6 separate regions of the Homo sapiens genome follow, and all the other regions are linked to region 2. A link is a contact called in ENCODE Hi-C or POLR2A ChIA-PET data. All regions are on one chromosome and are shown on one strand. The core of a region is the stretch at or near the end of the contact, and the rest is flanking DNA. Distances in the headings are between cores, read along the strand shown. Region 1 overlaps LDLRAD3 (low density lipoprotein receptor class A domain containing 3). Region 2 has its middle 120 kb from the start of LDLRAD3. Region 3 overlaps LDLRAD3 (low density lipoprotein receptor class A domain containing 3). Region 4 overlaps LDLRAD3 (low density lipoprotein receptor class A domain containing 3). Region 5 has its middle 20 kb from the start of FJX1. Region 6 overlaps TRIM44 (tripartite motif containing 44).

The links. A loop is a pair of places that touch in the nucleus more often than their neighbours do. ChIA-PET counts read pairs that join two places held with the same protein, here RNA polymerase II (POLR2A). Pooled maps may share reads with other maps.
Region 1: a loop to region 2 is called in a pooled map, with 2.8 times the contacts of the local background. The contact joins two enhancer-like sites. A Hi-C loop is called at or near these places in 2 of 50 pooled maps. POLR2A ChIA-PET finds 5 or more read pairs at or near these places in 4 of 52 experiments (H1, IMR-90, Panc1 and 1 more).
Region 3: a loop to region 2 is called in a map of gastrocnemius medialis, with 2.3 times the contacts of the local background. The contact joins two enhancer-like sites. A Hi-C loop is called at or near these places in 7 of 168 maps with a recorded cell type or tissue (A673, MCF 10A, dorsolateral prefrontal cortex and 3 more) and 8 of 50 pooled maps. POLR2A ChIA-PET finds 5 or more read pairs at or near these places in 3 of 52 experiments (MCF 10A, WTC11 and endothelial cell of umbilical vein).
Region 4: a map of endothelial cell of umbilical vein shows a loop between it and region 2 (7-fold over the local background). The contact joins two enhancer-like sites. A Hi-C loop is called at or near these places in 6 of 168 maps with a recorded cell type or tissue (GM12878, endothelial cell of umbilical vein, esophagus squamous epithelium and 3 more), 1 of 37 single-sample maps with no recorded cell type and 8 of 50 pooled maps. POLR2A ChIA-PET finds 5 or more read pairs at or near these places in 9 of 52 experiments (AG04449, BJ, H1 and 4 more).
Region 5: a map of left lung shows a loop between it and region 2 (2.8-fold over the local background). The contact joins two enhancer-like sites. A Hi-C loop is called at or near these places in 2 of 168 maps with a recorded cell type or tissue (heart right ventricle and left lung) and 1 of 50 pooled maps. POLR2A ChIA-PET finds 5 or more read pairs at or near these places in 3 of 52 experiments (A673, HEK293 and WTC11).
Region 6: a loop to region 2 is called in a pooled map, with 2.7 times the contacts of the local background. The contact joins two enhancer-like sites. A Hi-C loop is called at or near these places in 1 of 37 single-sample maps with no recorded cell type and 2 of 50 pooled maps. POLR2A ChIA-PET finds 5 or more read pairs at or near these places in 3 of 52 experiments (HEK293T, activated CD4-positive, alpha-beta T cell and activated naive CD4-positive, alpha-beta T cell).

Annotation. Positions count from the first base shown.
Region 1 is chr11:35,979,544-35,984,040 of GRCh38, forward strand. All of the region lies in intron 1 of LDLRAD3 (low density lipoprotein receptor class A domain containing 3), which reads left to right. Among named protein-coding and RNA genes, the nearest start is that of MIR3973, 28 kb to the right of the region's middle. Within about 2 kb of position 2,213, at least 3 of the 41 ENCODE cell types and tissues checked have a DNase peak (open chromatin) inside an H3K27ac peak, as active enhancers do.
Region 2 is chr11:35,819,270-35,823,864 of GRCh38, forward strand. No RefSeq gene overlaps it. Among named protein-coding and RNA genes, the nearest start is that of LDLRAD3, 120 kb to the right of the region's middle. Within about 2 kb of position 2,967, at least 24 of the 41 ENCODE cell types and tissues checked have a DNase peak (open chromatin) inside an H3K27ac peak, as active enhancers do; they include dorsolateral prefrontal cortex and endothelial cell of umbilical vein, where a contact is called at or near this core.
Region 3 is chr11:36,014,140-36,018,611 of GRCh38, forward strand. All of the region lies in intron 1 of LDLRAD3 (low density lipoprotein receptor class A domain containing 3), which reads left to right. Among named protein-coding and RNA genes, the nearest start is that of MIR3973, 6.3 kb to the left of the region's middle. RefSeq lists an enhancer at 3,630-4,472. Within about 2 kb of position 1,777, at least 5 of the 41 ENCODE cell types and tissues checked have a DNase peak (open chromatin) inside an H3K27ac peak, as active enhancers do; they include dorsolateral prefrontal cortex, where a contact is called at or near this core.
Region 4 is chr11:36,072,137-36,076,428 of GRCh38, forward strand. The region is part of intron 2 of LDLRAD3 (low density lipoprotein receptor class A domain containing 3); the gene reads left to right. The region is part of intron 1 of LOC101928510 (a long non-coding RNA gene); the gene reads right to left. Among named protein-coding and RNA genes, the nearest start is that of MIR3973, 64 kb to the left of the region's middle. Within about 2 kb of position 1,281, at least 9 of the 41 ENCODE cell types and tissues checked have a DNase peak (open chromatin) inside an H3K27ac peak, as active enhancers do; they include endothelial cell of umbilical vein, where a contact is called at or near this core.
Region 5 is chr11:35,595,488-35,600,470 of GRCh38, forward strand. No RefSeq gene overlaps it. Among named protein-coding and RNA genes, the nearest start is that of FJX1, 20 kb to the right of the region's middle. RefSeq lists an enhancer at 3,169-3,398. Within about 2 kb of position 3,169, at least 2 of the 41 ENCODE cell types and tissues checked have a DNase peak (open chromatin) inside an H3K27ac peak, as active enhancers do.
Region 6 is chr11:35,680,619-35,685,110 of GRCh38, forward strand. All of the region lies in intron 1 of TRIM44 (tripartite motif containing 44), which reads left to right. Among named protein-coding and RNA genes, the nearest start is that of TRIM44, 20 kb to the left of the region's middle. Within about 2 kb of position 2,363, at least 4 of the 41 ENCODE cell types and tissues checked have a DNase peak (open chromatin) inside an H3K27ac peak, as active enhancers do.

The DNA.
Region 1 (4,497 bases), core at 963-3,462, 160 kb after region 2:
GGGTAGTGTGAGGATTGGATTTCTCAGGTTAGCGGAGCTTTAGACGAGCGTTGAGACTGTCTGTCTCAGAGCCTCTGATCCATTTGTTTTAGGTTGTTGGAGTTTATTTGCCTCTTCTGAAGACATTGGGAGAAGCCAAGTTAAAATCGAGTTAGGTTAGTTCCTAGGTACCATACTTGAAAGAGAATTTATAAGATATACTGAGCCTTGTTGCTCCGTGTTGAGAGATGTGGTGGTTGATGTACCTGGGACAAGGTTGTTGAGCCAGTGGCATTCTCCTGGGGAGGGCTCTCCTGGTCTCCCGATTTCAGCCAGGCTCACAACTATTCTACTGGATATATCCTCTTCCCTTTAATTGGCCAATTGTTTATCAATGCGGAGCATCATCAAGAATGTTAGAGAAGGCCTGATGTCTCTTTGCTAGAAATATCTAAACCGGCTGTTTAAGTGTTCTTGTCTTTAAAATAACAATGTGATGGAAATTATTTAAAAATGAAGCCTTTTAATTGAGCCTTAATCTCCAGAGAAGTATTTTTATGAGATTTATAATGTGTTTAGTAGCTCTCTAATGAGTTCATCAGTTTGCATAATGCTGATTATCCAGGCAATTCAAAGTAATTTACAGCTATATCTTCATTACTATGTGGTAGATATTATCCCCATTTTATTGCTGGGGAAATTGAGGCTTCATATAGTGAAATAAATGACCCATGGACAGTCAAACCACAGAAAAGAATTACTGTGCTGGCATTTTCCCCTTCCTTGATACCATTGGCTTTATTGGGATGGGCGTTATACGGCTTATTGGCTCCTGTTAGGGAACCGATCCACTGGTAGATTAGTTAGTTGGTTTGAGTTACTCCTTTTGAAAATGAGGTTTCTGTTTCTGTTTATATATATAAAATGGAAATTCTAGTTCATTTAGCTCCCCTACTGTGAAGGTTAATGAGTGTATGTGAACTTTGTTAAAGTTTGGGAGAATGACACTATGAGAAATATTATTTTATTAATGAGAAACTTGGATTCTGCTCCTGGGCCTTGTGAAAGTATTTTCTGGTTTTCCAAATGCGAACAGGTGCTGATAAATCCTTTTCTACTCACTCCCTGCCCAACCCAGCTGAAGACTTCTTTTATAATATTCTCCCCGCTAGCCAGATGTTTTGAAATAGCAAAATTATTAAATAATAATTTGTATTGTTAAAACATGAATGAAATACAGATATAGCTATGAGAGTTTCTACTTAGAGGTCGTTCTTGTTGCCTTGCAGATGTGTTTTGATTTCAGCCAAGAACAAAGATATTTGATATGTCAATTGCCCAGTGTTTAGGAAAAAGGATAATTTTGGTTACTGCTTTTGAACTAGTGGTGGGAACCTTGGAAATCCCCCACAGTCTGGGGACCCCAGTTTAGAAGCTATTATTGGGGACCCTCGGGCCACTGCTGACCCCAGGGGAGGCAAGACTTCCTCGTTTGGATTTTGGTTTTCAGATTGGTTGGGGGAAATCTCACATACGGGAAGAAGAAGAAAAACAAATATAAGTAAGTTTCCCTTTGGGGCCATGGTCCACTTACAGCTGTGACTTGGACCTTTCACTTCTATTTCCTAAATGCTCACGTCATTAGGCCATACTTTTGGGAAACGTGAGGGCAGTGGGCAGCGGGCGGGGGTTGGGGGTGGGGGGGCTGAGTCAGAGGGAGGGAGGGTTTTGTGGTGACAACCAGAACTCTGCAGGCAGAGTAACTTGGGACTATAACTTTGCTGTCTGTTTCTCAGCTATGTGACCTTGGCCATGTCACTTAACCTTCCTGGTCTCAGTGTCTTCATTTGCAAAATGGAGGCAATAACGACCTCAGTGGGTGGCTGTGGGGATTAAGTGGGTTAAGGTTTGTGAAAAACAAACAAGAACAATGGGGGTGTCCTTGGCTGTTAGTATTAAGAACAGAAAAATAACTCATGAATATCTCAGATTCTGATAGCTGGTGCACACGCTGATGAAAAGATTTGTTTTCAGATCCTCAGATTTTTTTAGGAGTACACTTCTTTAATGTTCATTTAGATGGTCCTGATGCTGTGACCTTCTCTTTCTCTTTAGAAAAGGAAGTCGATTTCAGTAGGGCCTTCTCCTTGCCTGCAGTTTGCCAAAGTCGCATTGGCAGGATAGACTTGGAAATGCAAGGGTGCTTGGCATCTCCCATCAAGTTGGCATTTCCCTGGCTTTAGCTTTCGACAGGAACCAGCTGTAGCCCTGCTCAGCACAGGCTGAGAACACACTGTGGGGGTGAGCGTTTGGGTGCTTGAGGCATGCTTTTGTTGCATGTTAGAAAAGCTGTATTTTCTGCTTTTGGTTCTTCCACTGAAAACTAAAGGACGATTCCTTCTTACTTGGCCGTGTAGCCTGGGAGTCGGAGCTCTTTGGGCCTTCCATCACCAGTGTTGTTTCCTCGGCTGTTCTGGGTTGCAGCAGTTAGTCCTACGTTCAGGGCCAAGTTGTGTGCCTGCACTCAGGAACAGGCACTATATTATTAAATAGTTTTCTGGAGTGGGTGTAACAAAGTAGCAAGACCGAGTGGCTTAAACAACAGAAATTTATTGTCTCACAGTTCTGGAGGCCAGAAGTTCTACATCAAAGTGTCTGCAGGGTTTGTTCCATTTGCAGGTGGTGAGGGAGAATCTGTTCCGTGCCTTTCCCTAGCTCCCCGTGGCTTTCTGGCACTCTTTGTCGTTCCTTGGGCAGCATTCCCTTGGTCTCTGCCTTCGTCGTGACATTATGTTCTCTGTGTGTCTCCACATCACTCTCTCTCTGTACAGGTCTGTCTCTGTGTACAAATATCCCCTCTTTATGAGGACGCCAGTCATGTTGGATTAGGACCCACCTTAATGACCCCATTTTAACTCGATCACTTCTGTAAAGATCCTGTCTCCAAATATGGCCACATTCTGAGTTAACTGGAGGTTAGGACTCCGGCATACTGTTTTTGGGGGACACATTTCAACCCATAACTAATATGTGCTAATTTGCACAAAGTAGCCTACTCATGAAGCCATGGACTTACTGTGCATGCCCAGAAGGTGTGCCTTTTAAAAATCCACTCAAGGGCATGTCTGGGTAGCTGCCACTTGCCCCACAGTCTGTCATCCCCCTTCCTCTCTTCCCATGCATGTTGTTGTGCAGCTTGAAGACAGCTCAGCTCTCTCTAAGGTGGCCTTTTCTTCTGAATTCATTATACCCATGTGCATTCCATTCCTTTCCCAAGGCCACTGCTTGTGACATTTCTTGTGTCTGTGTTTAGGCCTGTTTGCTGCTTTTTTTTTTTTTTTTTTTTTTTGAGACGGAGTCTTGCTCTGTCGTCCAAGCTGCAGTGCGGTGTCGCAATCTCAACTCATTACAACCTCTGCTTCCCAGATTCAAGTGATTCTCCTGCCTCAGCCTCCCGAGTTGCTGGGACTACAGGTGTGCACCACCATGCCTGGCTAATTTTTGTATTTTCAGTAGAGGCAGGGTTTTACCATGTTGGCCAGGCTGGTCTTGAACTCCTGACCTCAAGTGATCTACCCGCCTTGGCCTCCCAAGGTGTTGGGATTACAGGCGTGAGCCACCGCTCCTGGCCAGTTGCTGCTTTTGAACTAATCCTGGGAACTTGCTTGATTATTAAATATATTTGAGCCTTATTTCCTTACCTCCGTCATACACACATTGAAGATAAGGATCATATATCAACCCTATATTGGGTGTATAGATTAAATAAAAGATACCATCAAAATTAATTTTACCTGTTCCTTTTTACCTGTTTGTAATGTGGCTACTAGAAACATTTTAATTACATATGTGGCTTGCATTATATTTCTGGTCACTGCTCTCTCCCCGTATCCATATAACAAACCGCATGGACCTGTTTGGGCTATGAGGCTAGATTGAAGGTTTGGAAGGAGGTTGGCATGCAGTGCTCTCACTGGCTGGCTTACCGTTCAGATGGCAACACCTAGACCCCTGTAGGGGGGTGTGTGGCGGTCAAGGTATGTGCACTCAGAACTTGTGAATCTGACCTTATTTGGAAAAAGGGTAATTAAGTTAAGGATTTTTATTTATTTATTTATTTGTTTTTTAGACAGAGTCTTGCTCTGTCACCCAGGCTGGAGTGTAGTGGTGCGATCTCAGCTCACTGCAACCTCTGCCTCCTAGGTTCAAGTGATTCTCCTGCCTCGGCCTCCTGAGTAGCTGGGATTACAGGTGCACGCCAGGCTAATTCTTTTGTATTTTTAGTAGACACGGGGTTTCACCACGTTGGCCAGGCTGGCCTCGAACTCCTGACCTCAAGTGATCCGCCTGCCTCGGCCTCCCAAAGTGCTGGGATTACAGGCGTGAGCCACTGTGCCTGGCCAAGTTAAGATCTTGAGAAGAGGTCATGCTGGATTATCTAAAGCCAATGACAAATGTCCTTATAAGAAGAAAAAGTTTGCTAATGATGAAGGATTTTTTCTGCTTGTTGAGAAATCT
Region 2 (4,595 bases), core at 1,717-4,216:
CTCACCCTATCCACTTCCAAATGGCTTTCAAATTATTTCTTCCAATCCCATACAATTACCTCCCTGAAAGGAGTTCTTGGAAGTGCAGTTTTGTCCATCTCATTAGTGAGGTTTTTGCAGCACTGCAACCCCCTCCCCCAACAAACTGGTCATATGTTGTGTGTGTGGTGATCAGGCTGGTGATTTAGTGAGGAGCCCACTCCTCATCTAGAAAGTATGCGTGACACCCAGATCACAACACTCCCCATGTGGTCACCGGCTGTCTCGTACAGAGTTCATGAACTTCCAAGTAAGAAGAGACACAAGAGTGGTATTTTCTTAGGAGATTATTAGACCCACCAGAAGGTAACAAGAGCATTTAGCAATGATAAAGAATAAATATCCCCACTTACTGGGGCAGCTCTCTTTCCTGTCTCTTCCTCATCCCTTTCCTCAGCTTCCTCCTACTCCTCTCCCAGAAATAAAGGAGCTTCATCTAGAAGAGCTCATGGACAACAAACATGCCTGGAAAAAGCTATTGCCTGATTGGCTCCCAGTTTTCATTGTGATGTTTCACACCTATCAAGTGACTTTGTTTTTAGAAATGCACAACCAAAGTATGGCCTTGAATTGGATCAACCCACCATCTCACTTCACAATACTCAGCCTAACATGACAAAACCACCAAGACAACCAGTTAATTTAACTGGAAAAAAAATCAGTTCAGCCAGTTGTTTGGCAGAGGTTAAGTAGAACTGTGTTGATTGAATTATGCATTTTAAAAGGAGGTTGCATAGGTACAGCTGAAGTGAAATCCTTTTGTGACCTTGAACTTGGATTTTTATATCAACATCAAAGATTTATTAATGAAGGCTCAAGATTTCCAATAAAAACTTTTCCAATTAAATGTTTCCAGTTGTCTTCCTTTCCCAGGTGAAGTGGCCAACTTCACTAAGCCCAGTGGCTGCCTTTTGCCCAAGCTCTCTATTCTTGAAATAGAGGTAAGTTGTCTTTGAGTGAATAATGGGAGGCATTCTAGATCAGAATGCCTGGGTCTGGCATTTACTAAGTCATTTTAAACCAGTAACTTATATGCCCTTTGCCTCCATTTCCTCATCTCCAAAATAGAACTTGCCACACTGGGTTGATAAGAGGATCAAATAAGATAATGGGTGAAAAGTGCTTAAAACCGTACCTGGCAAATAGTAAGTTATCAAGAAATGAAATAGTTATCAATATTAGCATCATTATCATAACTTGATTGGTGTAGTAATAAAACAGGTTATTGGATAGGAAATTTGGTGGTATCCAACCCCATTTTTAGAAATCTTCCTGAAAGAAATATGACATAGGTACAAAGCTTTTTGCATAAGAATGATCATGTAGCATTGCTTTTAAGGGCAAAAAATGTGGTAATGACGTCAGTATTCATTAATAGGGGACGGGCTAAGTGTCTGAGGATCTGTCCTTGTAGAAGAACACTCTCCAGAAAATCAAGGTTAGGTTTGTCTCTGCTGACTCAGCCCAGCAAACAGTGCTTCCGAAAATCACTGAGGCCTCCAAGTTCAGATTGGCAATCACAACTTTCCTTCCTGCAATCACAGAACATTCTCTGGGAAGCTAATCAGGATGACTTATCTTTAACTGGGAAGAGTGGATTTGTGTCACTCCAGCCAAACTCTGAAGAGGCACAAGCCCTAATGAGGAAGAGATCAAGGAACATTGTTGAACGATACCCTGGTTCTCAGTATAATCCCATCTCACGACTGTGACCTTCAAGTCATAGGGCCAGTAGAGTAGGTCAAATGAGTTAAAACCCTAACTTTTGGACTTTGATAACCTTCCTTAGAGCTCTCTACTGTGAGAAGAAAAGGTCATCTGCTAGGCCATGTTCAAGCAAAGAAAAGTGGGATTTTTCCCATCTCTCATGATTCCCCAATCCCAATCCTTTAGGGTTTACCTATTCATGTTAACCAAAAACACTGAGTTGGAAGTGGAGCCAAGCCCCTTACCACTTTACCACTCCCTAACCTCATTCCTGTTATGTCTGATTTCTACCAAACAGGAGCATTAACCGAGATCCCTTTCCCCAAAACAAAAGCTTTGCCCATTTGAGGCTCTTGTTTTGTTTGGGCCCTTCTTGCTATCCTTCTCTTGTTCTGTGCTTCGTTTTCTCTGGGCCCCATTCATTCCAGTTTCACGAGAGAAGAGGAGAAAGTACAGACCACAAGAAGGAAAAGCATTGTAATTCTGGTTGCTTTTTTACCCACAGTCGACGACTCCTATTGTAGCAGCCGCATCACGTGTATCATTGAGCGCTCCATCGTGCCCTTGACCCTTCCTAGTCCCGGCTCCTTGTCTTGGAGCAACAAAATGAAAAAGCTGAAGGCCAGGCGTGGTGGCTCACGCCTCTAATTCCAACACTTTGGGAGGCTGAGGTGGGTGAATCACTTGAGGCCAGGGGTTGGAGACCAGCCTGGCCAACATGGTGAAACCCCGTCTGTACTAAAAATACAAAAATTAGCTGGGCATGGTGGTTTATGCCTGTAATCCCAGCTACTCGGTAGGTGGAGGCATGAGAATCGCGTGAACCCGGGAGGCGGAGGTTGCAGTGAGCTGAGATCGCGCCACTGCCCCCTCCAGCCTTGGGGACAGAGTGAGACTCTGTCTCAAAAAAAAAAAAAAAAAAAGCTGAGGCGAACGCCTCTGCGCCCCCTAGAGGTTGGAGAGTGCAACCAACAATGAGTGTGAACACATGGAAAAGCTCAGTGCCAGCCTCCAAGCTGTTAGCAATGAAGAGGGAGCTTGTGGGGCAGGCTGATCCAAGTCCCAACCGCCCTGAAGGGAGATTATAATCCCCAGTTCCTCCTCAAGAACTTCTCCATTGTAAGGCAAATCCCACTTTTCTTCTTGCTCCCATATTGGCACCTAGATATCAAGGGAGGCAAAACCAAATCCTTGGCGTCTCAGCTCTGCTTTTGTAAACCAATTTCCCCACTAATAAGAATCGGAGATTGTGTTTCCCCGTGCAGTGCCAGACCAGGCCAGCAGGGGTCTAACATTAGTTGCTTTTAACCTACAATGACTGGCTCTCCACCGTAGTGGCTGAGTGAGTGAACTTGAAGTGAAGAGCTAATAGCCATGACTGGAGAAAACAGGTATAAATAGTGCATCCATTTTTGTAGTAAGACTAAAAACAGTCCAACCCACAGGATATCGATTTTCCTTATCCACAATGAAGTGCTTGGTTTAATACACTTTTCCTGTTTACTCTGAAAATGCATTCATAAAGAGAGCTATCTTAATCCAGGATCTTGGACCATCCAGATTTCTGTCTGAAACAGTTCACTAATTGCTGTTTGGTCTCTAAAGAGGATGCCATGAGGACTAAAGATTATATAATAAAAAAGACAATGTCTCAAAAAGCAAATGTCTCCAACTTATAGATGTCATAGTTTTAAAAACAAACAAAAAAACACATGAGTTTAGTATTTCTGGATCATTCTTAAGGTTGGTATTTGAAACTGTAAGCTCAAATCTTTACATTGTCCTTGAATATATTTTCACTGTGGCTATTAATTACAACAATGATTAAATACCTAAAAAACTATTGTACTTTCCAGTTTTCAGTCTTTTTACATACATTATCTCATGTGGTCCTTTAATACAAGAAAAAAATTAGTCTCATTTTATGGCCAATGAAATTGAGGCTCAGAGAGGTAAAGAATGTTGCCTGAGATCACACCACTAGTAGTAGCAGAGCTGGCAATTTTCCATGCCAAATGCAGCAATTAAAGTCCATGGGCATTACAGGACATTTACATATACAAACATTTATATAATGCAACCTTATTATGAATGGTATTTTTTCAGCAACTAACCTGATTTTACTTATTAATATCTATTTATATCTTGTTGCTATGATAGAATAATCATACTATAATTTCTTTAAATTAACGGAATGCATGCTTTTGATGAAGTGCACATTCCTTCACATAGCCCTCCCTGTTCTATGTTTGGCTCTTTGATGAGATAGCAGGAAGTGGCAAGAATCCAATCTACCCAGATTCAAAAATTCTCCTTATCTTAAACAGGCCACTCTGTCAGAGAAAATGAAACTGTTTTAATCACATAACAACCTGAAGTGCTAGGTACTATTATTTTTCTAGATGAAAGAAGAGGCACAGAGAGGCCAGCTTGCCCAAGTGCAACAACTATAAAGTGCGGGGGCTGATTTCTACCCAGCTAGACTGACCCCTACCAGGGTCACAATCACTGTGGCACCAGGTGCAAAGACCCTCCAGATAGCACAGAAGAGGTAACAGGACAGACTCTATAATTTCCCCCAAAAGAGTCTAACGTGGTTGTGAGAACTAAATAAAAAGGGCTCTGTTGTTATACCTTAGAGAATAGGGAGAAGCGTTACAGGTTTTTTAAAAAGTCAAATGCAATATGGATTTAAAATGACTTTATAGACATTATAATTTTGATACCAATCACTCTGAGCTGCTTGGATTGTCTCAGAATCTCCATTTTCTGCCTTCCCTTTTATTTAGAGGTTTAATGACCTTAGATAACATTAAGGAAAGGCACCTTGAGCTTGCCTGTCTGTAGCC
Region 3 (4,472 bases), core at 527-3,026, 190 kb after region 2:
GAGCTTTGAGCAGACCTTTGCGTGTTTACACAAGTTTGGGATTTTTACTGGGGTTGGAGAGGTGTCTGGAGATGGAGTTGCTCTGGGCAGAAGTTTGAACAGAAGCTGTTTTGTGGGAACACAAGAAGCTGATCTGAGAAAGAGAGACAGACAGATAGACAGAGAGAGGGGTGCATGACCGGCATGGAGCTGTGTACTAAATACAAAGGAATGGTATTACCAGCCTAGGCTTTAATGAAAATGCTGTGTAACACCATTATGGGAAATGATAACTTCTGTTGTGCCCAAGGAATGGAAGCGGCTGGAAGGGTGCAGTATGGGATGTGCATGGTACCTGCAGTGATGGTAACGCCTGGAGTGCTCTTAAAGTCACAACTCCCCTTGGCTGGGTGGCCCATCACACCTGCTCCCTCCTTTCCCGCCTGCCATGGGGAGGTGGCAGAAACTTTGCTGGCGAGGTGAAATCAGCCTTCCTCTCCCAGGGTTCAGACTCCTTCCTGAACATCTATCTGGGCAGTGGTGATGACAGGGCAGTGCCTTTTTGAAAGAATTATTACGGCAGAAAAGAGGAAGAAAGCCAGGTTCAGACATCTCCCTTGGCTGCAGGCAGAAATCAGCATTCAGTTGTCTAATCTGTAGACTCATCAAACATAAATTATTCTGGATGGCTTTTCTCTCTGTATAGCTTGCTATAAACTTTATGATTTATTTTTATTTTATTTTTTGCCAAAGACAAATAAAAAATGTTTAAACAAAAGAAGGGGGGAGCCCCCAGACGAACCATGTGGAAAAGTTCAGTGAAGAACCCCCTAGGATTCCTGATAACCAAGAATAATCCCAGAAGAGTTTGGAAAGTGAGTTGGATTGTAACTGGAGCTGGAATTGGCTTCCAGGGCAGTCCCCTACTCCCTGTTCAGATTCATTTTGGAACTGAAGCGACAGCAGCCATGTAGACTTTTCTGCATGCATCCCAGAGTCTGGCTGTTAAGCCGAGCTTCAGTAGATGCCACCGCAGAGCCTTGCGCCAGGTCTGAGAAGTTTGCATGCTTGGGGTTTATCAGGGTGTGGCTCGTGCCATTTTGGGCATTGCAGAAAAGGAGTGGGGCTGTTTTGAGTATTCAGAGAAAATGAGTGAATCAATTAAAAATAAATCCGGGACATGCCATTCCCCCCCCCCGCCCCCTGCCCCCATTGCCTGTCCCCGTCCCCACCCCTTGTCATTGCATTGTGAACTCTTGGACTTGATAGTGAGGTTGCTGGTTGCTCAGGCTGTAGAAGGAAGAAAGGAGAGGAATGGTGTCTATAAGCCAGCTGTGCTGTTCAAAAACATGTTTTTTACTTTTTATTTAAGTAAACTTTTTATAGAAACTTAACGCACATACCGAAGAGCGCGCAGATGTTAACTGGGGAGCTCTATGAATTTCCATGAAGTAAACACACCTGGGGAACCAGGGCTTAGCTCAAGAAGTACAGCATTGCCAACCCCAGAGCCCCGGTGGTGCCCCCACTCCATCCTCCCCCTGCCCCCCGCCACTGTTCTGACTTCCAACATCACAGATTCCTTTCTTCTGTTTTTGAACTGGCAAGAATGTCTGGCTCCTTTTACTCCACGTTAAAAAGATCTAGTTTCCACCTCATCTTCCAGGAGGTGGGTTGTAGGATAACCCTCCACCCACTTGGGTTGCAAGGACAACTCCAAAACCTTGGCGACCCGACCTCCCACAAGCCTTGGGCTCCAGACTCCAGCACTCTTGTTCCAGGCGCCCTTGAATGAGCTCGTCTGTTTTCCAGCAGAAATCGTGGCCTGATGCCACCTGGAAGACCCAGTAGCATGGAAATAGGAGTCCAGAGCAGGCTGTAAGTGTGAGCTCACAGGGAGGGCAAGTGAGATTTGGAGAGACCTGCCACATTCCCCGCAGAGGACGAATGACGTTTACATCCCTTAATCAGAGTCAGAGGCATCCCACCCAGGCAACTGAGGTGTGGGCCTCTTGTGGGGAGTGGGGCTGGCCAGAAGGGAGGGGAGAAGTGTGGCTGTGGAAGGTGGCTCATAAGAGCTTTTATAGAATACACTTGTGTTCTAAAAGGGAATAAAAGGAAACATAGCCCTTGGGTCATTTTCTATGCTAACTCATTAATAAGCAGTCACCCACAGGTTTCTCCAAGTGATTCCTTGTTCAGTTTTTCTTTTTAGTTTGAGCCAACATTTGGGACTATTAGTTTCTGACTGTATCAAGTACTCTTATCCCAAACTTACTTCTCTTGTGCTTTAAGGAATGCTTCATGAAAATATTTTGTAATTTGGTGAGTAAGATGACTGTTTCCTTTTGGGTTTTGTTTCTTAATGTTAAAGGAACAAATCTTTCTCTGTGTGTATGTATTTTTACAATGAGCAGCGCTATGCCACCTCTCCCCTAAATCATCTTGGCCGCTTTCGTAAGTTCTCCAGGCATATTTACTATGGTGACACTTTAAGCAATTGGTTCTGAAGAAAAGATGCCAATAGAAAATATACCCACATTCTAAAAGGACCTCTCAGTTCCTTCCCTGCAGAGTGTGTGTTCTAAGATTGTGCAGATATAAATGTAAATACCAGTACACTATACATCTACATCTCTAGCGATGAACAAACATGGGATTCTGCTATACATATTGTTTTCCAACTTGCTCTTTCCCTTCTGACTCTATTGTGGCTATTCTTCCGTGTCAGTACGTTCTAACTCCTGAATTCTTTTTAAAGGCTGATGTGGTACTATGGCTATATTGCATCATAGGAGGGGACCTCAGAAAGTTTGTGGAAAGACATAATTAAAAGATAAAAATATAAACTTTACTCCTCAACATAAGCTTCATCAAGTTCAAGGCACTTTGGTAAGCGATGATACCAACCATTTAGTCCATCCCTAAAGAACTGAGGGTTCTGGGAATTTAACCATGTCAATGTGTTTTTTACATTATTAACTGAAGAAAAACATTTGCCTTTGAAAGATTTTTAGGATTAGGGAACAAAATCAGAAGCCAAGACTGTAAGGAGGCTGCCTCATGGCTTCCCATTGAAATTCTCAAAAAATTGCCCTGTTGGATGAGTTGAATTGAGCAGGAGCATTACTAGGATAGAGGAAGACTCTCTGGTGAAGCTTTCTGGGGCATTTTTCTGCCAAAGCTTTGGCTAACTTTCTCAAAACCTCTCATAATAAGCAGACATTATTGTTCTTTGGCCTTCCAGAAAGCTAACAAGCAAAATAGCTCTCAAGTATCCCAAAAAACTGTTGCCATGACCTTTACTCTTGACTGGTCAACTTTCGCTGTGACTGGACTACTTTCACCTCTTGGTAGCCATTGCTTTGATTGTGCTTTTTCTTCATGATTGTACTGATTAAGCCATATTTTATCATCTTTTTTTTTTTTTTTTTGAGTCTCGCTCTGTTCTCCAGGCTGGAGTGCATTGGCGTGATCTTGGCTCACTGCAACCTCCACCTCCCAGATTCAAGCAATTCGAGTGCCTCAGCCTCCCGAGTAGCTGGGATTACAGTCGTGCACCCCCATGCCCCATGACTGTATTTTTAGTAGAGACGGGGTTTCACCATGTTGGCCAGGCTGGTCTCCAACTCCCGACCTCAAGTGATCCACCCGCTTGGCCTCCCACAGTGCTGGAATTATAGGCATGAGCCACTACATCTGGCCCATGTTTCATTTAATACAGTTCTTCAAAGATATGCTTCAGGATCTTGGTCCCGCTTGTTTAAAATTTCCATTGAAAGCTCTGTTCTACTGTGTAGCTGTTCTGGGTGCACCAGTTTTGGCATTCATCAGGTAGAAACTTCAGTTTTTCAGTCAGAATTGTGTAAGCTGAACCAGTTGAGATGTCTGTGGGTTATTATTTCTGTTGTTTATCATGGATCCTGTTTAATTAGGGCACAAACGAGATTAATTTTTTCCTCAAAAGTTGATGTGGATGGTCTGCGGCTGCAGGCTTCATCTTCAACACTGTCTTGCCCCGTCTTAAAATGAGTTAGGTGTTTGTAAACTGCTGATTTTGGCAGGGGGCATTGTTCCCATAAACTTTTTGTAAAGCATCAGTGATTTCATCATCCCTTCACCCAAGCTTCATCATAAATTTGATGTTTGTTCTTGCTTCAGTTTTAGCAGAATTCATGTTGCTCCAATAGGGGCTTTTTTCAAACTGATGTCTTATCCTTCTTAGTTCCTCAAGCTCGATCCTGTTCAGACATGTTATAACAAGTTAGTATGAGTTTATTTGGGTACAGAAAAATTTTAAAATCCATGCATAATTTTTTCATAATATGCATTTTCACAAACTTTGAAGATCCCTTTCATTTACCTATCTCCTCTTATAGACACTTGAGTTCTTTAAAGTTTTGGACTTTTACAAGTGATGCTATAAATAAAAAAAACCCAGCCTTTTATGTGTTTCTCCCTGCATTTATATATTTCTAAGGCTAGATTCCTAG
Region 4 (4,292 bases), core at 31-2,530, 250 kb after region 2:
GAGCAGGGGTTGAAGGTGAGTAGCTGTTGCTCATTTGGCCAACCACAGAGGTCTAGAAGAGAGATCCTGGAGACCCACAGCTACAGCAGGAGCTGTTTCCATAGCCTGAGAGATGCAGCAGGTCTGATTAGCTGACTTCATGGCTGTTCTGGTGGAACAGAGAGGCTTCCACATTGCAGCCTCTGTCCAGCTCTTTTGTATGATTGCTGCCTGGGAAGAGTCTGGGGAGGTGGCCAGAGACAGCAAGCCCATGCTGAAGTTTCCATCATCCTCCAGGACCTTGAGCAGCCCTGAGCCCTTCCCAGACAGATTGGGAGCTACAGGCATGATGTCTGGGGAAGAGCCTTCTATACAAGGCCTGGACAGTTCTGCTCCTGTGGGAGAAGGGCTTTTTCTTGGGAGTCTCTCCTGTACCTGTCCCAGATGAGGGGTTTGATCAGGTATGGCTCTAGGGTACCCTGCCTAAAGTGTAGTGTAGTTAAAAGAAGCTGGACTCTAGAGCAGAAGAACTGGACTATAGACCAGTCTGACCCTAAATAGCTATGTGACTTTGGGCAAGTCCAGTTGCCTCTTTGGGCCTCAGTTTTGTCATCTGTGGAACGTGAGAATTAGTTACTGAGTGCACCTATGTGGACTGCCTGTGTGCCCCAGCTGTTACACGAGTCTTTGTCCTTAGGATATCACAACCTGGAGACACTGGAATGCCTCCTGGCCCCCTCTAGTTCTCACGTGGACCCCAAATATGGGTCCCAGGACTGTCTCTGATTTATGACCTGGTTGTCACTGGCTTCTGGTGAAATGGGAAAAATAAGGACATCTAGTGAACATGTAGCTATAAAGTTTCTACCCTTTCAGGGTGGAGAGTTCTTTACTCTGAGACTTTGCCTTCCTGTATTTCGGATGCTAAGGCAGCTGTTTATTTAGGGTATTAGTAAGTAGAGCTCATTGCTGGTGTTTTTGTAAGTCTTTGTGTAAAATAAAAAGTTGGCAATTGTATTAGTCTTTCCTCCACTCTCATCTACTTTTTTTATTTTTTATTTTGCTGATCTGTGAATTCCAGGACTGTGGGAAGTAGGCTCTAAAAAGTGGGGACATGACTTAGATCAGGAAATAAACCCAACTCACAGGAGACCCTTGGTCCCCATCTTCCTGCTAATGAAAGCTGCCGCTTTGAAAAGTTTGTGGACCAGATCCTTGAGAAGTGGTGAATTCAAGTATTCAATGGAGTAGAGTCACCCTGTCTGCCTTTGTCAGGGCTGCTTTAAAGACAGGCAGGGTCAGTCTTTCACCTTCTGTCGGGCGCTGCTGAGTTCTACGAGGAAATCTCCCCTTTGTGGAAATAGGGGGTGAGAGAGGGACAGTCGGGGCCTTGCCCAGGACCCCCCTTCCCCACAGCCCTGTAGCAAGTCATGCAGGCAGGGAGCAGCTGACAGCTGTTGTCTGGGATAGGCTTCTCTCTGCCCCTGCCAGGCACTCGGCTGGTTGCCTGTGATCTGCTTTGCAGGCATGTGATGATGCAAATGTAAATCATAACAGGACAGGCTTCCCTGACATAAACAGCAACTGAGCATGCTGACCAGGCAGGAAGTCTCATTAGTAATTCCTGAAAAGGGTGCAAGGGCAGGGCCAAAGAGCTGGTTAATTGAATGATGGCTAATTCGTTTATAATTATTCATATTTTCACTCTTTTCTCTTTCTCCCATAAAACCTAGTCCTCTGGAGCTGGGCTGGTCCTTAGAGAAATCTAAGGAGGCGGCAGAGCAGCTGTGCCATGGGAAAGATTTGAACCTTGACTTTGTTTATTAGCAGTGTCAAGTTACTTCACTTCTGGACCTCAGTTTTCTTATCTGTAAAATGTTTTTTTTGTGTGTGTGAGAACTTAAAGAAAAAGATATCTGTGAAACAGAGCGCAATGCTTAGCTCATATTAAGCATTCAGAAAATGCTAGCCATGTTCTCCGGCCTCACTCTTTCCTTTTATAGGTTCATTTGGACATTATGCAAATATTTATGAGGCACATGGTGTAGGCACTGTATGGTGCAGCTCCTTTAAAAATGGTAAATGAAAGTATGCAAATGAGCGTACGTTCTTGGAGGCTGGAAGGCAGAGGCGTTAGCCAAACAGCTTAATACAAAACTGGGGAGACCAAGTAGTGATGTGTCCTGTGAAGGGAAAGAAAAGAAGGCTGAGGGTTAGAGCGACTAAGGGTGGGAGTGTAGGTTCTACTGCAGATAGTGCAATGATTCAAGAGACTGAGTAAGATGGAGGAGTGAGCCATGCTGAGCCCTGGGAAAAAGACATTCCAGGCAGTGGGAACAGAGAGTGCAAAGGCCCTGAGGTGGGAATATGCTGGCTGGGCTTGAGAAGGAACAAGGAAGCCTGTGTAGTTAAGATTTCCAAGATGGGAAGATCTTCATGGCCTTCATGAGAAAGCCTGGAATTGGAGAGCAGCATGATGACTCTAGGTTTTATTCTAACGTAATGGGAAGGCAGTGACGTTCTTACTAGAGGAGTGATGTGCTGAGGCTTGAGGAAACACTCTCAGCGTAGATGGCAAAGCCTATAAGCATTCTTCCCTCATCCCTCAAAAGGTGATCAGAACCAGACTGGCTGATCAAGGACCGTGTGTCAGAAGCTTGAACCTGTCTGGAAGGACACGATGGCTGGAGAGCTGGCAGAGGGGCAAACCTGACCCTGGAAAATGGAACTCCTCTGCTTTTCTGTTACTGTAGACTTTCCCAGCAGAAGCTAAAATGCCCATCTGTGCAGAAAAAGCATTAACGCAGCAGGCCTGACTGCTGCCCTTTGAAAAGTCTGCTTGGAACATTGGCCCTTGGCTGGCAGCTGGGAACCTAAATTTCAGTAGGTTTCCCATTACCCAACTGTTAATGGTGGCTCACTGTGCCTAAACTGGCTGTGCAGACAGTGTAGTTGATGCTGTTTTTCTGCTGGAAGTCTGGAAATTTGGTGTACCGAGAATGCCTGTGTGACCAGCCTCTCATAAAAACCGTGAGCACTGAGCCTCTAATGAGCTGCCCTGGTGGATGACATTTCACACATGTTGTCAACAACTTGTTGCTGGAGGAATTAAGCACATCCTGTGTGTCTACCCTGGAAGAATCCTTGTGAAAGCTTGAGCCTGGTTTCCTGTGACTTCATTTCATATGCCTTTCACTGTAAGAAATCTTAGCTTTGATTATATGCCAAGTCCTGGGAGTTAGCCTAGTGAATCATTGAATCTGTGTGGGCTTGGGGACCCCTGACACAGCATCTTATATGAAGGGACTGTAGTGTTGGTGTATCTCATTACTGATGATGTTGACCATGGTCCCTTGGCTGAGGTGGTATCTACCAAGTTTCTCCACTGTCAAGTTACTATTTTTCTCTTTGTAATTAATAACATATTGCGGAAGATACTTTGACACTGTGCATATCCTATTTCTCCTCAAGTGTTTATTTTCTAATTTTAGCATCCATTGCCAGATCTTGCCTGTAACAGTTATTACAATAGTGTCTGCTTCGTGGTGACTTTCTGTTTCCTGCACCTCTTCTACATTTATTAATGAGAAGTCTTCAATAAGGAAGAACTTTCCTTTCTCCCCTTTTTACTTACTTATTCAACAATTTTTGGTATCAGTCTCAGGTACTAGATCCTTATTTTGTTGGCCTCAGATATTTATTTTATTCTCTGTGTCATAATCTGATACCGTTGTTGATTTTGTTGCTTGGATGGTTCTAGCTTTGGCTATTGGGAACTTCAGGTTAACTTCTGTGTCCTTTTGACATGCCCCCATGATATTTGGACACTTATTTACTTTATTTTGACACTTCTGGCAACAGAAGATACTCTGGGTTCATCTTGTTTGTATATTCTTCCTGGAATCAACTATTTCTCCAAGGAGGTTGGTTCTCTTTGCTGGATAATGGTATTTAGAAACCAAGATCTGGGTGCTAGGTGTGCTTATTGCTGTTGAGATGTACTGCTTCTAGTCTTCTCTCAGCAGACAGAGCTAGGAAATGTATGTATGTGCATTATCCCTTACATACACACAAGTCAATATTTATTTTTGTCTGTCTGTCCATCCGTCCATCCATCCATCCATCCATCCATCCATCCATCCATCCATCCTGTCTGTCTAATTTTTAAAGACCTTGAGTTCATACTGGTGACCTCCAATTCCTTCAAATTTCCATTGGAAATTTTGGTTCAGTTTCAATGAACCAAAGCCTCAGGATTCACTTTAGCCTTCTCACTGTCTTTTTTTTTTTGAGATGAGTCTCTCTCTGTCGCC
Region 5 (4,983 bases), core at 1,919-4,418, 220 kb before region 2:
TTTGTTTCCATGTGAATTTTAGGATTTTTTTTTTCCAGTTCTGTGAAGAATGATGGTGGTATTTTGAGGGAAATTGCATTGAATTTGTAGATGGCTTTTAGCAGTAAGGTCATTTTCACAGTATTGATTCTACCCATCTATGAGCATGGAATATGTTTTCATTTGTTTGTGTCATCTGTGATTTCTTTCAGCAGCGTTTTGTAGTTGTCCTTGTAGAGGTCTTTTACCTCCTCAGTTAAGTATAGTCCTAAGTATTTTACTTATTTATTTTTTTGCAACTACTGTAAAAGAGGTTGAGTTCTTGATTTGATTCTCAGCTTAGCCACTGTTGGTGTATAGCAGAGCAACTGATTTGTGTACATTAAGCATGTATCCTGAAGCTTTGCTGAATTCATTTATCAGTTCTAAGAGCTTTTTGGAGGAGTCTTTAGTGTTTTCTAAGTATACAATCATATCATCAGCAAACAGTGTACAGTTTGACTTCCTCTTTACTGATTTGGATGCCCTTTATTTCTTTCCCTTGTCTGATTGCTCTGGCTAGGACTTTCAGTACTATGTTGGATAGAAGTGGTCAGAGCGGGCACCCAGTCTTGTTTCACTTTTCAGAGGGAATGCTTTCAACTTTTCCCCATTCAGTATTATGGTGGCTGTGGGGTTGTCACAGATGGCTTTTATTACGTTGAGGTATGTCCCTTGTATGTCGATGTTGCTGAGGGTTTTAATCATAAAGGAATGCTGGATTTTGTCAAGTGCTTTCTCTGCATCTATTGAGATGATCATGTGATTTTTGTTTTTAATTCTGTTTATGTGGTGTATCACATTCATTGACTTGCGCATGTTAAACCATCCCTGCAACCCTGGTATGAAACCCATTTGATCATCGTAGATTATCTTTTTTGTATGCTGTTGGATTCGGTTAGCAGGTATTTTGCTAAGTATTTTTGCATCTATGTTCATCAGGAATATTGGTCTATAGTTTCTTTTTTTTGTTATGTCCTTTCCTGGTTTGGGTATTAGGGTGATACTGACTTCATAGAGTGATTTAGGGAGGATTACCTCTTTATCTTGTGGAATAGTGTCAACAGGATTGGTACCAAGTCTTCTCTGAATGTTTGGTAAAATTCAGCTGTGAATCTATCTGGTCCTGGACTCTGTTTTTGGCAATTTTTTAAATCACCATTTCAACCTCACTGCTTGTTATTTGTCTGTTCAGTGTGGTGCTGGGATAATTGGCAAGCCACATGTAGGAAAATGAAACTGGATCTTCATATCTCACCTTACACAAAAATCAATTCAAGATGGATCAAGGACTTAAATCTAAGACCTGAAACAGTAAAAATTCCAGAAAACCCCTTTTAGACATTGGCTTAGGCAAAGATTTCATGACCAGGAACCCAAAAGCAAATGCAACAAAAACAAAAATAAATAGGTGGGGCTTAATTAAAGAGCTTTTGCACAGTAAAAGAAACAGTCAGCAGAGTAAACAGACAACCCACAGAGTGGGAGAAAATCTTCACAATCTATACATCTGACAAAAGACTCTACAGGAATTTTACGAGGAATCTACGAGGAACTCAAACAAATCAGCAAGAAAAAACAAACAAACAATCCCATCAAAAAGTGGGCTAAGGACATGAATGGACAATTCTCAAAAGAAGATATGCAAATGGCCAACAAACATATGAAAAAATGCTCAGCATCACTAATGATCAGGGAAATGCAAATCAAAATCACAACGAAATACCACCTTACTCCTGCAAGAAGGACCATAATCAAAAAATTAAACAACAATAGATGTTGGCGTGGATGCTGCGAAAAGGTAACACTTCTTTTTTTTTTATTTCTTTTTTTTAAACAGAGTTTTGCTCTTGTTGCCCAGGCTGGAGGGCAATGGTGCAGTGTTGGCTCACTGCAACCTCCGCCTCCTGGGTTTAAGCAATTCTCCTGTCTCAGCCTCCCAAGTAGCTGGGACTACAGGCACCCACCACCACACGGGGTTAATTTTTGTATTTTTAGTAGAGATGGGGTTTCAGCAACACTGCTGATGGGAATGTAAACTAGTACAACCACTGTGGAAAACAATGTGGAGATTCCTTAAAGAACTAAAAATAGAACTACTCTTTGATCCAGCAATCCCATGACTGGGTATCTACCCAAAGGAAAAGAAGTCATTATACAAAAAAGATACTTGCACATGCATGTTTATAGCAGCACAATTCACAATTGCAAAAATGTGGAACCAGCCCAAATGCCCATCAACAACTGGATAAAGAAAATGTGAGATATATGTGTGTGTGTGTTTGTGTGTGCGCGTGTGTGTGTGTGTGTAGGAATACTACTCAGCCTCAAAACCTATAATTGAGGATAATAATAAATACCTATTCATAGCCTCCTGTAGCAGATTGTTACATTGATTGTCCACAGTGAATCCCATCTTCCTGTATCCATACCCTTGCTAGCTCCCTTCCACTGATGCTGGGCTTGGCCATGAGCTCTGCTTTGCCAGTGGAACATCACCAAATGAGACATCAACAGAGGTGGATAAGTGCCTGTATATTGGGGCTTGCCCTCTTAATATACTGCCACTACCATGAAAGAAACCTAAGATATCTTGGTGTAGAAGCTACCACCTAGATACTCCAGCTAGCAGCCCCACCTACTCACTTACTGCAGAGCCCAAGGCCCTCCATCATCTTGCCCCGCCTGCTTCTCCAACCCCTTCCTCCTCCCCTCCCCATCTCTTTCCTCCTCTCTTTCTATTCACACTAACCTTCCTTCTGACCCTCAAACCTGGCAGATTTGTTCCCATCTCAGGGCTTTTGCCCTTGATGATCTTTCTGCTTGGAAAACTTCCCCCAAAAATTCATACATAGCTGTCCTTTTTCTCTCATTGAGGGCTCTGTTTATTGTCACCCCCTGCTACCGCCTTCTCTGACCTGCCTAGCTAAAACAGCCCCTCCCATATGCAGTCACTCTACATCACAGTACCTATTTTATCTTCTTGATGGCTCTTAGACACACCTTAAGTTATTTGTGTCTGCTTGGGATGTCTACTCCTACTGAAAGGGGACCCCTTGGGCACAGGGACTCTTCTTTGCTTACTGCTGTTTCCCAGCCTGGCACACTGCCTGGCTCTTAATAGGTACTCACAAAATATAGATTGACTAACAGACAAGTAGATAGCAGAGCTGGCACTCAAACCTGGGCAACCAACTGTTCCCCAGTTGCTGAGGGGTTTTCCAGGATATGTGACATTCAGTGCTAACACTGGGAAAGTCCCTGGCAAACCAGAAAAGTTGGTCATGCTAACTCAAACCCAGTTCTTCTAACTCTGGCCAGTGTTTCTTCCTCTGCCCCACCCCTGGGATTCTAGGACATCTCATGTAAAGTCAGAGACCTCATGCTTTACAACAGTGCCTGACACAAAGCAGGCAAATGACAAATATGTGTTGGATAAATGAATGGATGAAACGAATGAGTGAATGACCTGGCTCCCGTAAGTAGAAGCCAAACAGAATCTCCCTGTGTCAGCTTGTTTGAACCATGTGGCCTGGGTACTCTGCAGCATCATTCTGTGGGTATAACTAGTCATCTCAATATCCTAAGTTGTGAGCTATAATAAAGTCTTCAGGCAGTCCCCAGTTCATGTCTTTTGTTTACTCCACCCTCTGGCTGCTGGTTCTCAGCTATAGCTGCATTGAAGGGGCTTGGACACAAACAAAGAATCCAGAAAACTGATTCAGATACATTGGAATATTTTTTTCTCCTTGGAAATTTTTTTGCTTCTCGTTAGAATTTGTTGATAAACCCTGCAGTCCTGCACATGGGGATGGAAAACGGAGTGGATGCACAAAGGTAAGTTATGATGGCCTGATGGCCCCTTCTTAGCTGCAGCATGGAGCCACGAGAGTGGAAGAAGGCAAGTGAACATGCCCATGCTACAGTGGAACAAGTCTGGAACTTAACTGGGGAGGGGCAGAGAACAAAACAGACTGCTCTGGTAATCAGGTTCTGAGCCGAAAGGCAAGGAACAGTCTCCCCTCTGCAGTACACAAAAATACATGTTCAAGGCCTCAGAGTTTCTGCAGCTGCAGAGAGGATGGCTTTGGAACCCAAATGACCTGAGTCAAACTCTCAGCTCTGCAATTAACATATCAGTCACCCCTCTCTATCTGTGGGTTCTGTATCCATGGATTCAAAACTAAATGCAGATCTGAAATATTGGAGGAAAGATAAAAAATAATAAGACAGCAATTAAAAATATAAATTTTAAAATACAGTATAACAACTATTTTCATAGCATTTGCATTGCACTAGACATAAGCAACCTAGAGATTATTTAAAGAATACAGGAGGATGTGTGTAGGTTAGACACAAATACTACACCATTTTATGTAAGAGAGTTGAGCATCTGTGGATTTTGGTATCCACAGGGATTCCTGGAATCAATCCCCTGTGAACACCAAGGGACTGACTATACATATGTGACCTTCAGCAGATTATTTAACCCCTCCAAGTCTCAGTTTCTTCATCTGTAAATTGAGATTGTTGTGAGAACTGGAGATAATGGATGTAAAGCAATTGTCACGTAAGAGGCACTGATAAACAGTGGCTGTCTTTCTCATCATTACGTTAAAAGTTTATAACCAAGGGAGAGTTACTTGAGCCAAGGATAGTAGGTGGCTCTGTCCCTGGATAATGAACAATTATCAATGCAGTTATGCTTTAGGGGCTGGCTTTGGCATCCTCACGGTGAGGTGAGAGTCATGAGGCTGGTGGTTTAGGATGCTCGCAACATCGCCTGAGTAAACCCTTCCCCACCCTCCAGCACTAATTCCTGACTTTCATTTCAATTTAATAGATTTGGGTTTAACAAGATAATTATTATACTTGAAATAAATACTGACTGGCCAGAAATGCAATGCTTACTGCAAATTAGGAACAAAGAGGCCTCCTCAGTTACATCTCTGGTATATCTTAAAC
Region 6 (4,492 bases), core at 1,113-3,612, 140 kb before region 2:
GTGCTGCAATAAATACTTTTGTACATGCATCCTTGACACAGGTGCTAGTCTTCCTCAAGAGGAAAGGAGAAGTGGATTGGTAGGCATGTGATTTCAGAGTGGCAGTTATTTTATATATCCATCAACAACATATGGAAGTCCCCAATTTCCCCAGGGCCTAACACTTGCTGTTATGAGATTAAAATTTATTTCAGGCTGATGGGTAAGAAATTATATTTTAATCATGAGTGAGTCTGAGCATCTTTTGCATGTTTTGATGTGTTTGCATTTCACATTTCTATTTTTTTTAAGACAGGGTCTCGTTTGTTCATTTTTTTTTGGAGATTTCTGTTGGGTTTATTTGGCCTTTTCTTACTGATGTATAGAAATCCCTTATGTGTTTTTTCTGTATTCTTGATACCATGTATATGTTATAAATCTTTTTCATTTAGATCTTTCTGATCTTGGTTTTGTCACTGACCAGCTCTGTGATTTTGGGGACATTGTTTGACATCCACAATGCCATTTTTGTCCATTGTGAAGGAGAATACACTACCTTTTAGTTATTGTATTACTGTGAAATGCCAGTGAAAGAGTATAAGCGCTCTGAGCTTTGGGTTCATTTGATTTTCACCAGCCATTTTTTTCAGCTGTAAAGTGAGAATACACTGCTTTTCAGTGAGATGCCAATGAAAGAGCATATGAAAGTGCTTTGGAGACTAAAGAATACCTTCACATGTACAGCATTTTGTCCTTTGGTTTTATTATGACTCATCCCTAGGAGGTGGCTTCTGTGAAGCATCCTATGCTTCTACAGATTAATCAAATTCTGAGTGGTGGGTGTCACAATGTAGCACTTATCTCTTTTTATTCTACACCTTCTTAGGGGAGGAACAAGGTACATAAACAAGATATGCTCACATTGAACTCCTGTGTTCTTGGAATGCATTGGGTGGGATGGAGGTGGAGAAGTACAGATAGCAGGGGAATCCTACTACTTTGCTAGTCATGTTATGTGCCCCAAGGATTGACAATCATTTCTAAAAATGGAACCAAATGTCTACAAGGTTAGAATTAGGCTGTCTTTTCTTACTATCCTGGTTCACTTCTCAATTAGAACTCAGGTTTCAGAGGCAGCTGTTCTGTTCCACTATCTTTTCTGTTCACTGGTTCCCTAACTATGGAACAAATGAGGATATAATCTCCTGTCTGGCTATCTTTTGACTAATGGCTGTCCTCAGCAAACAAATAATTAACCAAAACATGGTACTATTCTATGGTTTGGGGATACTCAGACTCAGATACCACCACCCTTAGACCCAAACAACCCCATGCCCCTGACCTATGTCCCATACTTTTTTTTTTTTTTTTTTTTTTTTGAAATGCAGTCTCGCTCTGTCACCCAGGCTGGAGTGCAGTGGAGTGATCTTGGCTCACTGTAGCCTCTGCCTCCCAGGTTCAGGCGATTCTCCTGCCTCAGCCTCCCGAGTAGCTGGGCTATGTCCCATGCTTTTGAAGACCCCTCCTGTAGCCATGCCTGTCCCGTTCCGTACCACTCTTCAAGTACCTAGCTACCCAAGAATTACCTGGTAAAATGTCCTGAGCTTGCTTCCAGGGCCTGCAGAGCCTCTCCTTGAGTCCGTCTGCCTGAAGATGGACCAGTTTCTGATACATGTATCCCTAGGTCCCACATGTGTATCATGGGTGACCAAGAGGGGTATTCTCAGCTTGGACCTGCTAGCTTGAACACCTGTGCACAAGGCCCCTTGGGGTGCAGGAAGGGACTGGAATGTGGGGAAAGTGGTGGGAGTGGATTGGGGCCAGAGTCCTCCATTTGGACTCTTGCCCCAGCTCTGCAGCTGTCAGGGTCAGGTCTGCCCCGAGGAGCCTCTGCCTTCTGACCAACTGCTTATTTTATAGATTTTTAAAAAAGCCTTTGGGAAAGGTTTTCTTCACCACTGATTTAGAGACTGAGTATAGCAGGCTCATCATAGAGCCCAGTTAATCTTGGTGAATAATTCACAGAGAGTGGGGTGGGGAGGTGGAACAGGTGAGTTTCCTGAAGGGAGGCTCTCTTAAGTTGCCTCTCCTCTGTCTCTTCCCTGGTTAGGCGATGCTGCTGATGCTTTGTGAAAAGGAGGAAGGATTCTGCTGACACACTGAATTTTTATGAAAGAAGGCTAAGGGTTCCCTTATTCATCCACACGAGGCACATCTGCTTGCAGACAGGCTGTCTGCTTCTTAGGGATTCCTTCGTTGTCGTTTTATTCTTTTCTGAAGGTTTTAAGACACAGTTTGGTGCATTCCTTTCTGTTCTCTAGAGCCAGGGGGAAAGTCATAATATATCAGAGCTCTTGCCGAAGAGCTTAAAATGGGCGCTGGCAGCTGGGATGTGGGGGAAGAGAGCTTTCCAGGGACAAGTGACCTGCTTGTTCAGCCAATGAGAAGCAGGTTAGAGGAATGATATCACCAGACAGGCTTTATTGTCTGATCATCTCGTAAAAGCATGATTGTTTCTGGCAACTTAACCCTTTTTTAGGCACTTCAGGTCTCACCTGCTTCCTGGTATATGACCTCTAAGTTCCTTTTGTCAACTGTCTGCTATGAGACCACAGAGATTAAAGACTAAAATTAGTGGAGGATATAGGGGAGTTGTAAACCATCATTTTAAAAAATAGAACTTATTAAAATTTAGAACCTTTGCTAACATGGAAATGTGATTTAAGCTGTGTTTGGAGAACACATCTAAAGTAGATATTGGTTGTAGTCATGTTGTGTCTGATTTTTACTGTGTAGACTTGAGAGGCAAGAGAGGTCAGAGGGGGGAAAATTGACCCTTTAGTATATTTTAATTTATATAGTGGAATCTTATTAGGTATTTCCTATTTTGGAGGAATTGAAATTAGTTCTGTAAATTTGGAAGATATGTTATCACAGATCCAGAGGCCAATTTTGAGTAAGAGATATTTGCAGTATCTGTTTATTCTTGTACTTCTTTGTTGTCCCTACCCCATAGAAATGACAGTGAGTTTACCTCTTTTTGCTTCCTTTCCCTCATTGGTGAAATGAATGTTCCTACCTATCTGATAGAGTTGTTGAGATAAGAAAATAAATGAATTCCTGTGATTTTAGATTGTCCTATATATAATATAATGTATTATTATTATGGCATTCATGTCTTAAGGTTATATGTTCATTCATTGATTTGTTCAGACTTTTTACAACATCTAGATGCTGGGCATAAGAGATACAGGGATACAAAAAAATACAGTTCTTACCCTTAAGGAACTGAAAATATCACGAGGGAGACAGATAGTAATAAAACTGTTTCATACTTCCTTTTTTATTTACCATGTGCCAGGCTCTGTTCTGAGTACCTTGACATACATTAACTAATTTAATCTTACTGCAGTCCTATGAAATAGATAGTTATTGGCTCTATTTTACAGATAAAGAAATTGAGACAGAGAGAGGGTAAGTAACTTGCCTAAGGTCACACAGCTAGTGTGTGACTAATGGCACTAGGGCTCTAGTCTGTGCTCTAAATCTGTACTGACCAATATAGTAGTCACTAGTCACATGTGGCTTTGGAGCACTTGTAATGTGGCTGGTTTAAATTGATTGGGCTGTAATTGTGAAATACTAGATTTCAAAGACCTAGCATAAAAAAAAATCTCATGTTGAAATTGCATGTTGTAATGATATTTTGAATATACTGAGTTAAGTAAAATACATCAAAATCAATTTTACTTTTTAATTGTGGCAGTTATAAAATTATATACATACGCTTGCATTTGGGACTCACATTAGTCTTTTATTGTACTGTGCTATTCTAAATCATTATACTGTAATAATAGTAATAGCATATGAAATTTTTGAGCACTCACTGTGTGCCACATACTGTGCTAATATCTTTTAAAACACTTTCAGTTAGGCCCCAAAATAGCCCAGTTTATTATCACTATTTTATAGAAGGGGGAGAAGGTTTTGAGACATTTAGTAATTTGCCTGAAATTAATCAACTAGTTAATGGCAAATCCAAAATTGGAACTGTATATGTCTGACTCAAAAACCTGTGAGTTTTATGGGTTTTTTTGGTGTTGAACTCCTGGCCTCAAGCAATGCTCCTGCCTCAGCCTCCTGAGTAGCTGAAATTACAGGTGCAAGCTACCACACCCAGTTAAAAAACCTGTGTTCTTAATCAGCACACTACAGTTCCATTCATAATTAAATTTCAGACTATTTTCTTTGTTTTAATTTTTATAAGTATATTTAATATTGCATACTTCTATATCTGATGCATAAAGGTTCAAAATAAAAATTACCAGTCTGTAAAATAGACATCTTGTATGGAACTGTCTTTTGTAGAGCTTCAGTGAACACCAGCACAGTTGAGCCTGAGATGAAGCAGTGAGTCAGCCTATACAAATTGTATTTAATTTTCATTCCATATAGTTGTGCCAGTCACTGGGCAATTTATGTCCTGACACTCTTTGTCCATAGAGAAGGGAAA